Regions from separate parts of the Homo sapiens genome. Here region 2 is linked to region 1. A link is a loop called in an ENCODE intact Hi-C map of the cell type or tissue named here. Cell type or tissue: CD4-positive, alpha-beta T cell. All regions are shown on one strand. Links, peaks and the distances in the headings refer to the core of each region. The heading gives the core; the rest is flanking DNA. Region 1 has its middle 14 kb from the start of MIR4302. Region 2 has its middle 38 kb from the start of LMNTD1.

The links. Peaks named below come from ENCODE experiments on the same cell type or tissue, not always from the same donor. Only the 100,000 strongest peaks of a DNase experiment are listed, where the experiment ranks them.
Region 2: a loop joins it to region 1, with 22 times the contacts of the local background. A loop is called at or near these places in 1 of 110 quality-filtered maps.

Annotation. Positions count from the first base shown.
Region 1 is chr12:25,857,883-25,863,272 of GRCh38, forward strand. No RefSeq gene overlaps it. Among named protein-coding and RNA genes, the nearest start is that of MIR4302, 14 kb to the right of the region's middle. In CD4-positive, alpha-beta T cell, for the core only: no CTCF peak of the experiment used is centred there; a DNase peak (open chromatin) is centred at 2,259.
Region 2 is chr12:25,588,229-25,593,618 of GRCh38, forward strand. It overlaps a transcript of LMNTD1 not described here. Among named protein-coding and RNA genes, the nearest start is that of LMNTD1, 38 kb to the left of the region's middle. In CD4-positive, alpha-beta T cell, for the core only: no CTCF peak of the experiment used is centred there; no DNase peak of the experiment used is centred there.

The DNA.
Region 1 (5,390 bases), core at 334-5,333:
TAATGAAATCAATTTTGCACATATAAATGTTGAAGTAGCTGTAGGTTATTCGAGCAGAGGTGCCCTCTGAGAAGTATTGGTCTGAGCCCAAGGGAGACAGCCAAAAAAAACGTAAGTTTGGACAGTTGTTAAGGTCATGGGAGTGACATTTTCTGTGGATTGAGAGATTCTTGAGAGGTAAGTGAAACATCTTAAACATTCTTCCAAATAAGAGGTAGAACTGCCAGCAATTTTTTTTTAATCCATTGATCTGTCTTAACGGGCTAGTAATGGGAAAATATATTGTAATAGAAATAGAAAACATTAGTAATAGAAATGGAATAACTTTAAAACCTAACAGAAAATAGTAATAGAAAAAAATATATTACAATGTGATCTAAGGTTGTCCTTTGGGTCAAGAATACCAGTTCCAGCTCACTTGCTGTTCATGACCCTAGTTCTGAATCATTCTTTTCAACCTTTTTTGGCAATATCTCACCCACCAAATCCTCCCTGGAAATTAGAAGGCTAAAATCAATATGACACTTCAGACACCTCCAACTGAATTGTCCAAATCATTGGACCCATTCACTAATTTAACACATGGTCTGCAAATTTCAGTTACTGCTATGGTGGTGAACTAGCAACTGGCTACTGTGGATGGATACTTACACTAGAGATTTATAAATGCCAAAGGAATAATGGCCACAGTGAAACATATGATTCCTTATTACCACTAAGAAACTATTCAATTTACCCTACAAGTTGATTGCAAAAGTGATTTGTTATTCAATGCCTTGAGTTTCTCATTAAGTCCAACGTAAACGAAGAGGTTTAATATGTCCTCAATCTGTCACTCTATGAGCTGAAGTAGTATCACTCTCTTTTTAAATTTTGTAACACAACTATAAAGTGGCCGAATTCAAGAAAAATTTTTAAATAAATTTTGTAGACTGTCTAGAAATTCCAACATGACACCAAAACCTATATATGGGAGAAGGAATTCAGGCAAAGCAGAATTGTAAAATGTTGTGTTGAAAATAAGTAGGTCTCTGTTTCATGAGGAAGCACCCTCAGGGGAGGAACTAGTCTGAGTGAAGTTTTTTTTTGGTTCAGTTTGGGCTGTCCAGGAAATTGTCAGGGGTGTGACAGAAAGCTAAGTTTTCAGATTTCTTCCACTTCTCTGTCATTTTCAAGAGCAAATTAAACCTGTTGAATAGTTTGATTATATCATTTCTACCATCACACTCATTTACAGAATGGAAAGAGGAGACATTCTAATACAAACGATCTGGGGCAGAGAACTTTTTAATTTAAAATTATATCACCAAGATCTAGGTCAGCACCTGACCATTATAGCTGGTCAAATATTTGTTAAATTAAGTGAACGCATTTTGTTATCCCTATGCCCAACTCCATTTAACTGTCATAGACTTTGACTGTCACAAAAAGAAGCACTTTTATGACTCCTTTGCAAGCCTGCACTGGAATCCCAGGACAACTGACTGGAAGACTTTAAATCAATGTCACAACAGTTATGAGTTAGATGCGCAATTCTTATTCTTGTCTAACTATCAAGAGGTTACTCTGATACCTTCAAAAGTTTTGGAATTTTAAGGAAAAAACCCATAAATATGCAGATCTAACAAATGCATATGTTGTAAAAATCTTCATTTGAAACACCAGGGGCAATGATGGTAAAAGAGCCATAACTTGCAAGTTCTGCTTAATATACTTGCAAGATATATATTTTTAAAAGCAGCTGATCAATTACAGGCAAGAGAGAGAGCTGACCCAGTTTCTTTTGCCTCATAGGACTTCAGTCAGTTGTTAGCATCTTTATTCCATTTCTGTCTATGGTTTACAATCCAGGACAGCGTTGATGTTTATATTACAGACCAGTCTCCTCTACTTACTTTCTTTATGTTACTTTGTTTATCTCCTCTACGGATAATTTATTTATCATCTACCATATGTTAGGTCTTGGAAATACAAAGGTGAATAATATTAAGATTCTCTCTTCAAATAACTTATAAGCCAATGGAGTAAACCAGCAGTTATAATAATTGCAAAATGTGCTGTGGTTATATATAGGAAAGGCAGGTAACTCTGGCTTCTGAAAAGTGGTAGCACCTGGACTGAGTCTCGGATGACAGGTAGAAATTAACCAAGAAAGTAGCATGTGCAACAGCATGAGATCAAGGGAAACCACAGCACATTGAGGAAGTTGTACGTGGTTCTTCACAGATAGGTACAGACATTGCGAAATGAGATGAGCAGACTAGATAAGTTGGGCAGGACCAGGTGAGAGCGTTACACCTCTGCGTCATCCTAAGGAGTTTGACGTTAACTTGAACACTCTGCATTTCTATAAAAGAAAACGTTCTCTGATAACACAACTGAAAATATATCAAAGGCAAAGCAAGAAAGCAGGCAGAAAGACAGGTTAGAGGAAGCTTGTTGTAGTGCTTTAGAAAAAAACCAATACCTTAACTATGGTATTGGCAGAAGGGAAGTTTGGTTCAAAGCGTCTGAACCAGTTAGGAGGAGATTACCTCAGTCCTCCAGGGAAGAAATGATGTCATGAACCAAGGAGGTGGATTTAAGAGAATTAATCTCTCTCCATTTCTATCCAACATGCCAATTTTTCTGAATTTTTCCTTCTAATATAAGACATGTGAATATAAACCTGTTAGCTTTCTGGTTCCATGGACTAGGAAAATGTTGTCTAATGTTATTTTCATTTGTGGTTATCCTAAATTAAGATCTCTATGTTATGTGCATTTTAAAACGTATCTTTTATCAACTGCTACCTGGAAGTACATGCTTTAAAATAATGTAATGGTCAGTCTGATCCCTGGTGAGTCAACTTCTTAAATGGATGAGAGCAGCTGGTAGAGTAAAGAGCTTGAAGAATGATCCTCCTAAAATGTAAGTCAAATCATCTCACTCTTCCTCAAAATTCTTCCGTTCTCCCCATCTTGCTCTGAGTAAAAGTCAGTCTTTACAATGACCCACAAGACCGAGAGCAGACTCCCAACTCTCTGACCTCAATTCAATTCCTTCTACTCTTTCCCCGTCACTCATTTCAGGGCAGCCACGCTCATCTCCTTCTGAACCTCAAAGACTCGGGGGAAGCTCGCTCGGACTTTGAGCACTTGCTCTTCTTGTTTTCCCAAGTTATCTTCCTGGCTTGTCCCCTCACCTCCCTCAATTCAGGTCTTTTCCTTCCCTTATCACTTTACTAAAAAATAAAATATTCTTCCCACTCTCAGTACTCTCTTCACAGCTTATATTTTTCTTAACACTCACCACAATCTAACAGACTTACTATTTTACTTCTCTTGTCTATTTTCTATCCACAACTAGAAAGCAAGTCCTACAATGGCAGAAGATTTTGATGTTTTGCTGTGTCTCTAGTACCTAGAACAGTGTCAGGCACATGGTAGAAACTCAGTGACTATTTGCCCAGTGAATAAATTGCTATTTCAGTGTGACCATCAGTCATGCAAACATGGTGTTCCAAGACCTCACCGATTGACAAACAAAATCATTACCATGGAAAGAACCCTGCAGCCAGTTATTGTTTTTTCCACCAGGAAGCCTCTGGCAAAGTCAGATATAGTCTGAACTGTTTCCATCAACACAGACTTTTGTATAAAGCACTATAATCAGGGCATGTTTTCTAAGAAAATTAATTTATAGCCAATCTTCACCTGATCCTTAATGACTATCAAGCCGTATTAAATTCTTTAGCATAACAGAGAATGTGTGCTTATTCAAAACTGCAACTTTCAATTATATCCGGTAGCAACAAAATGCTCTTTGTTCATTACTATAGAGAAAGGTTTTTGCTGAGAGTGATTCCATTGCCTTCAGTTTTATAGTTAAACATCTTCGAGGCTTCACTTGAAGATGACCGTGTCAGCCAAAGCAATCACCACAATTAACAAAACCAAATTACTGGGTAATGTTTCTAAAGACTTTTTTCACGCTCTTTAGTTTTGGAAGGTTTATATTTCTACTTCATTTTGTAATACATAAATGATTGCTTATTGTTTAAAAAAATCAATTACTACAGACATAGATTGAGTTTAAAAGAACAAATTTACCTTCAACCTTCTCACCAATTCCACTCTCTTCCCCACAATAACAAAAGTTAGCAGTTTGCCATGTATTTTGTGTACCTCTTTCTATCCATTTACACAAAGATGCACCTGTAGAGTTTTAGTATTGGAAGATTAAAATTTTACATACATATCTGGTAAAGTACTCTCTTTACCTAACAATGTGCATTGAACAGTTTTCCACATCAGTGCATACCGAGTTCAGTGATCGTATTTTCAGGTTTATCCAATTATTCATAGTGCCATCTTTCACTATTAAAAGTAACTTCTTTTGGACAATAAATTATATGGTCCCCAATAGAAAGTTATCTGATTAATGAATTCATAACAGTCTATAAAACCATAATTTTTATAATCATTGCCTTAAAAATGAACATTCAGATATAGCCTTTTTTGGTATCATGAACAAGACTGCAAGGAACATTGATATACATATATATTTGTGCATGTGTATGAATATATTACAGGATAAATTCTGTAAGTCCAATTGTGAGGTTAAAGGATATATACATTTAAAATTTTAATATACTCTCAAATTGTTCTCTAAAAAGCAATATTGTTTTATACTTCCATCAGTAGCACTTATGTTCCCATAACCTCACAACTAACAAGGGCATTATACCTTTTTGTTGCCAATTCAATGGGAAACATATTATTTTATTATTGTTTAAATTTGTATTTCACTGATTACAATTGAGATTGGGCATTCTTTCATGCAACAGTATATTTTGCCTGTTTTACAATGAGGTTTTTTCTTATTAATTTGTACATATTCTTTTGTGTTGAATGTAGTATGTGTAGGTTATAAGTATTTTCTCACAATATCTTACTCTATTTTCCCAATAATATGAAAAACAAATGTACCAATTCCAAACCTGCTACACCCACCAATTTTTATATTCTCAAAAAAAATGGTTAAAATACATATAACTCAAAGCATAATGTCCAATTTTCTTATCTTCCATTATATGTGTGTGTGTGTATTTATCTCCAAACCATACACAAGTATTATGATCAATGGACAGATATGGTCTGCCATTGAATATGTTGTGAGTCATTTTATTTCTATATAATATTTCTTCAGTTTTTTCCAAAATAAATATTTTAATTACAATTTTGAGTACAACAAACAAATATGGATGCCTGTGAATCACTCTAGCTCCTATGCATAAAATCTCATTTATTTAGAGAAAGCAAAGCTTAATCAAATTGTTTTGTATTTTTCCCACTTTGACTATATTTCCTAATTTTGTCAGGGTTGAGTTAACCTTTACCTAGAGGTCA
Region 2 (5,390 bases), core at 157-5,156, 270 kb before region 1:
TAATCAAATCTCCTGACTCATCTGGAATTAACATGGAGAGATTTGTAAATTTGGGTAAAATGGGAGACGTAAGTGGAATTCGATGAGTACTAGTTTGTTTTAAGTTTATTTAAATTTCAACTCAGATAATCCCATGTAAATCTGAGTTATAGGCCAAGCTGTAGGGCTAAAATAAGATAGACCACAAATTCTGGACACTTCAAGATGAGCTATGAAATCATGCTTTCACAAGTATAATATTGATGTAAAGAAGTAAAAGCCAAAAGTATAAAAATAACATACAGTTCAAAATAGACCACATTAAACTATATTGTTCAGGGATGCATACATAGTAAAACTATCAAAAAAGCAAAGAATTGATTGTCAAAAAAAAATCAAGGTAATGATTCCTTCTAGAGCAAAAGATGGGATTGAATTAGCAAAACGTGGGGTTTCTGAGGTCCTGGAAATATTTATTTCTTGTCTTAGGTTGTCCTTACACAGCTATTTCCTTTAAATTATTTATTAAACTGTACATAGATGTTTTATGTATTTTTGCAAATTATTTCACAATTAAAAAGGGAGGAAAGCCTATATATCAATAAGTAAAAGTCAAATACTCAGAAGAAAATGGGAAAAAAATCAGAACTCAATGTTCATTAAATATAAGAAATATGCTCAACATTATTAGTAGCCAGGGAAATTCAAATTAAAATCACAATGAGATACTATTTAATACTCATAAAATATGTTTTAAAAGTCACAATAAGACAACATTAAGTCTTAGTAAGGGTATAGAGGAACAGAAATTCTTACATTGCTAGAAACCGAATTAGAAAACAACTAGGGATTATCTAACAGAGCTGGAGACATAGGTACCCATAACCCAGCCATTACTGTCCAAGGTACATGTACAATGACGTTCATAGCAACATCATTTATTATAGCAAAGTTCTGGAAACAACCCAAATGTTCATCAGTTGGAAAAAGAATAAAATGTCTATGTATATAACAGTCAGAAATCAATTAGAGCCACACACACCTACATGAATGAATCTCATAAACATGTTAAAGAAAACAAATTATTGGGAAAAATATGATGTATTTTACATAAAGTTAAAAACTTACAAAATTATAGGCACACACATATATGCACGTTAGGGATACATACAACAGTGGTAAAACTGCAAAGGAAAGCAAGGAATTGATAAATAGAAAATTCAGGATAATGGCTGAGATTGCCTTTTATAGGGGCTGGGATTGGGGATGGAGGGAGACACAGGTGACTTCAAGACATAGTTAATGCTGTATTTGTTTTGTTTCTTAAGCTGGGTGGTAGGCATGAGTTTGTTCATTTTACTTATTTTTAAATTACATATACTTTATGTATACTTTTCTCAATATGTTATCTATTTCATTTTATACTTTTTACATTAAAAATTAGGAATTTGATTATTGTTTTGATGCTCCAGACCAGCCAAATTTCCAGGAAGGGATGATGAGATTTAAAATCTTCATGGCACAAATATTCTCCACAGAATAACTATAAAAATGCTTTCTTGTCTATAAACTAGGCTGAAGAGAGTGTAGATGGTAAAACTTAATTATTCATTGTGTAGATCTCTTAGAACCAGTTACTCTGTGAGTATCTGCATTCGCAGAAAAAGAATTATCCACCAAGGCTGAGCTTGAAGTAGCCACCACCTGTCTCACCCAGTTTACTAGGTACAGGGAGTTGGCACATTTGTGGGAATTACAAACCCAGAGAAGGGGCAGAGCAAGACAGTGGAAGAGAAGTTTCCACCAATCATGCCCCCTACAAAGACACCAGTTTAACAACTATCTACATGCTATACACAAAAGAAGCACCTCTATAAGAACCAAAAATCAGCTGAGTACACACAATACTTGGTTCTAACTTCATATTGCCAAAAGAGCCACTGAAAAGGTAGGATAAACAGTCTTTAGTCACTGACACCAACCGTCCCCCACTTCCTGGCAGCAGCAGTGTGGTGAGGAGAGTGTTTCAGTGTGCGTGGGAGAAGGAGATCACAGCAATTGTGAGGCACTGAACTCACTGCTGCCTTATTATAACAGAAAAAAAAGGACCATCTCTATTGATGCCCACCATGGAGAGAGCAATTAAAGTAGCCTAGCCAGAGAGGAATTTCCCATCTCAGCAGTCCGAACTTGAGTTTCCCAAAGCCTTGCCACTGCAGGCTAAAGTGCTCTGGGGCCCTTAATAAACTTGAAAGACAGTCTAGGCCACAAGGACTGCAACTCCTAGGTGAGTCCTAGTGCTGGACTGGTCCCAGAGCCAGTGGACTAGGGGGTCATGTGACCTACTGAGAAACCAGCGAGGTGTCTAAGGGGGTGCTAGCATCAACCCTTCCTTAGCCCCAGGCTGCATAGCTTGTGGCTTAAAAACAGACCCCTTGCCTCAGCTTGAGGAGAGGAGAGGGAAGAGTATGGAGGACTTTGTCTGGCATCTTGAACGTCAGCCACAGCAGGATAGAGCTGTGATAGGCAGCTCAGCCCACAACAGGATAGAGCACCAGTAAGAGTTGTGAGGCCCCCTTTCCAGGACTTAGCTCCAGGAAAGGGAGGACCCTGGACGAGAAGGGAATCTGCTGTATTGAAGGGAGGGACCTAATCCTGGAAAAATTCATCATTTGCTAACTGAAGAGCCCTTGGGTCCTGAATAACCAGCAGCAATACCCAGGTACTATGTTGAGGGCCTTGAGTAAGACTCTAACACTGGCTGGCTACAGTTAAGGCTTAGCACATGCTGCATTGGCTACAGAGTGAGACTCCTTTACTTGAGAAAAGTGAAGGGAAAAGCAAAGGAGACTTTGTCTTGTACCTTAGGTACTAGCTTGGCCACAGCAGGGTACAGCACAAAGCAGGCTCTTGGGGTCCCAGATTTCAGGACATGGCTCTTGGATGGCATTTCTGGACCTGCCCTAGGCCAGAGTGGGTTACCAGGCAAAGATCCTTGTTTTCTTCCCTTACTTTTCCCAAATGAATGGAGTCTCTCACTCTGTTCTGAGCCACCTGGGAGTGGTATAACACAAGTACCCCTGTGGCTACCACCACTAGCACTGCACTGGCAGGCAGCATTCACCACAAGGTGGCTGAAGAGCCCTTGGGCTTTAGCAGCAGTACTCCATGTGGGCCTGTGGTGGTGGTGGCCACAGGGTGAGGCTCCTCTGCCTTTGGAAAGGGGATGGAAGAGGGGGAAGGACTGTGTCTTGTGGTTTGAGTGCCATCTCAGCTGCAGAACAATATAACAAAACACTGGATAGACTTCTAAGATTTTTGATTCTAGTCCCTGGCTCCTGGACGGCACCCCTGGACATGCCCAGGGCCTGGGGGAACTTGTCACCCTGAAGGGAAGGACACAGGCCTGGCTGGCCTTACCACCTGCTTTTATAAAGCTCTGGGGCCTTTAGCAAACATAGGGCATAGCCAGGGAGTGGTAACAGCAAGCCTTAGGCAAGACTCAGCTGTGTACTGGCTTCAGGTCTGACCCAGCACACTTGTAGTGGTGGTGGCCACAGGGGTGCTTCTGTCACACAACCTCCAGCTCCTAATAGCTCAGAACAGAGAGAGAGAGAGAGAGAGAGAGAGAGAGAGAGAGAGAGAGAGAGACTCTATTTATTTGGGAGAAAGTGAGGGAAGAGAACAATAATCTGCCTGGTAACCCAGATAATTCTTCCAGATCTTGTCCAAGGCCATTAAAGTAGTACCTCTATGAGTCTGCAAGAACCACAGAGTTATTGGGTTTGTGGTGCCTTCTAAAGCAGATACAACTTAAATTATAACGCCTAAGTTCTCTTGAATATCTAGAAAGCCTTCCCAAGAAGGACAGGTACAAACAAGCCCAGAGTGAGAGGATTCCAAGGAACACCTAAGTCTTGAGTGCCCAGACACTGAAGAATATCTACAAGGATCAACATCATGCAGAAAAACATGGTATCAGAAGGAGAGGATCATGGTGGACAGGAGGCAGAACTAGATTGCAGCTCCCAGTTGAATGGACAGAGCAGCACGTGGAGGCTTGCATCGTGAACTATTGCTCCAGAATGACTGCAGGCATACATTAGGAAAGCCAAGAGAACCCACAGACCCTCTGAAGGAAGCAGATTGCTCCTGCAGGAGTCAGGAGACACCCCAAATACTGTGAGTGCCCAAACTTTGGAAGTGGGAAAGGGAGATCATTTGCCCTGGAACACCCCCACTAGGGAACCTGAAGGTCTAGATTATGGCAGAAAATTCTGACCTTACCTGGAGTTGAATCAATTTAGAGAGCCAAACAAAATACAGGGTAGAGGAAGCAGCGGGAAAAGCCCTGTGGACTCACTGGGTCCCCTGGCAAGCCATTTCTGCCCTGCCTCACAGGGTCCTTGGGGCGGGGGGCAGTCAGAGGCACTGGAAAAAGGCCACAGGGAGCAGGAAACCTCTAGCTGAACTTTGTAACAGTTTGAACTGATTGAGAAGTCTCCTGGCCAGGACTTGGAGAAAGATATGAATTCAGTGTGCAGACTCCACAGGCCTGGGAAGAACAAACGTCCTACTTGGTTTTGCAGCTGGTAAGTGGGTAGCCTGGGGCAAGTTCTCAGCCCTGTTCGCCCACTGCCTGAAAACAGACTTGGTGCTGTTGTAGGGGGTGGGCCACAGTGGGAGTGAAACCAGCCCTTTGGGTTGTGTGGGAGCTTAGTGAGGCCTGTGACTGCCAGCTTTTCCCCACTTCCATGACAACCTGCATGACATAGTAAAGGCAGTCATAATCCGCCTAGGAACACAACTCCATTAACCGGAGAATCTCACCCCCCACCCCCCACAGCAGCTGCAGTAAGACCCGCCCAAGAAGAGTCTGAGCTCAGACATGCCTCACCCTGCCCCCACCTAATGGTCCTTCCCTACCCACCCTGGTAACTGAAGACAAAGGACATATACTCCTGGGAGTTCTAGGGCCCCACTCACCACCATACTACCATAGCTAATGCTCTACTGAAAGCTCCAATCCTGGCAAGAGGCCAACCATCACAAAAATAGTGCATTAAGCAACCAAAGCCAAGGACCCTTACAGAGCACATTTTCCTCCCCTGCCACCTCCACCAGAACAGGTGCTGGCATCCATGGCTGAGAGATCCACAGATGGTTTACATCACAGGACTCTCTGCAGACAACCCCCAGTACCAGCCTGGAGCCTTGTAGATTTGCTGGGTGGCTAGATCCAGAAGAGAGATAACAGTCACTACAGATCAGCTCTCAGGAAGCCATATCCCTAAGAAAAGGGGAGAGTACTATATTAAGGGACCATCCCATGGGACAAAAAAATCTGAACAGCCTTGAGCCCTAGGCCTTCCCAAAGACACAGCCTACCCAAATGAGAAGGAACCAGAAAA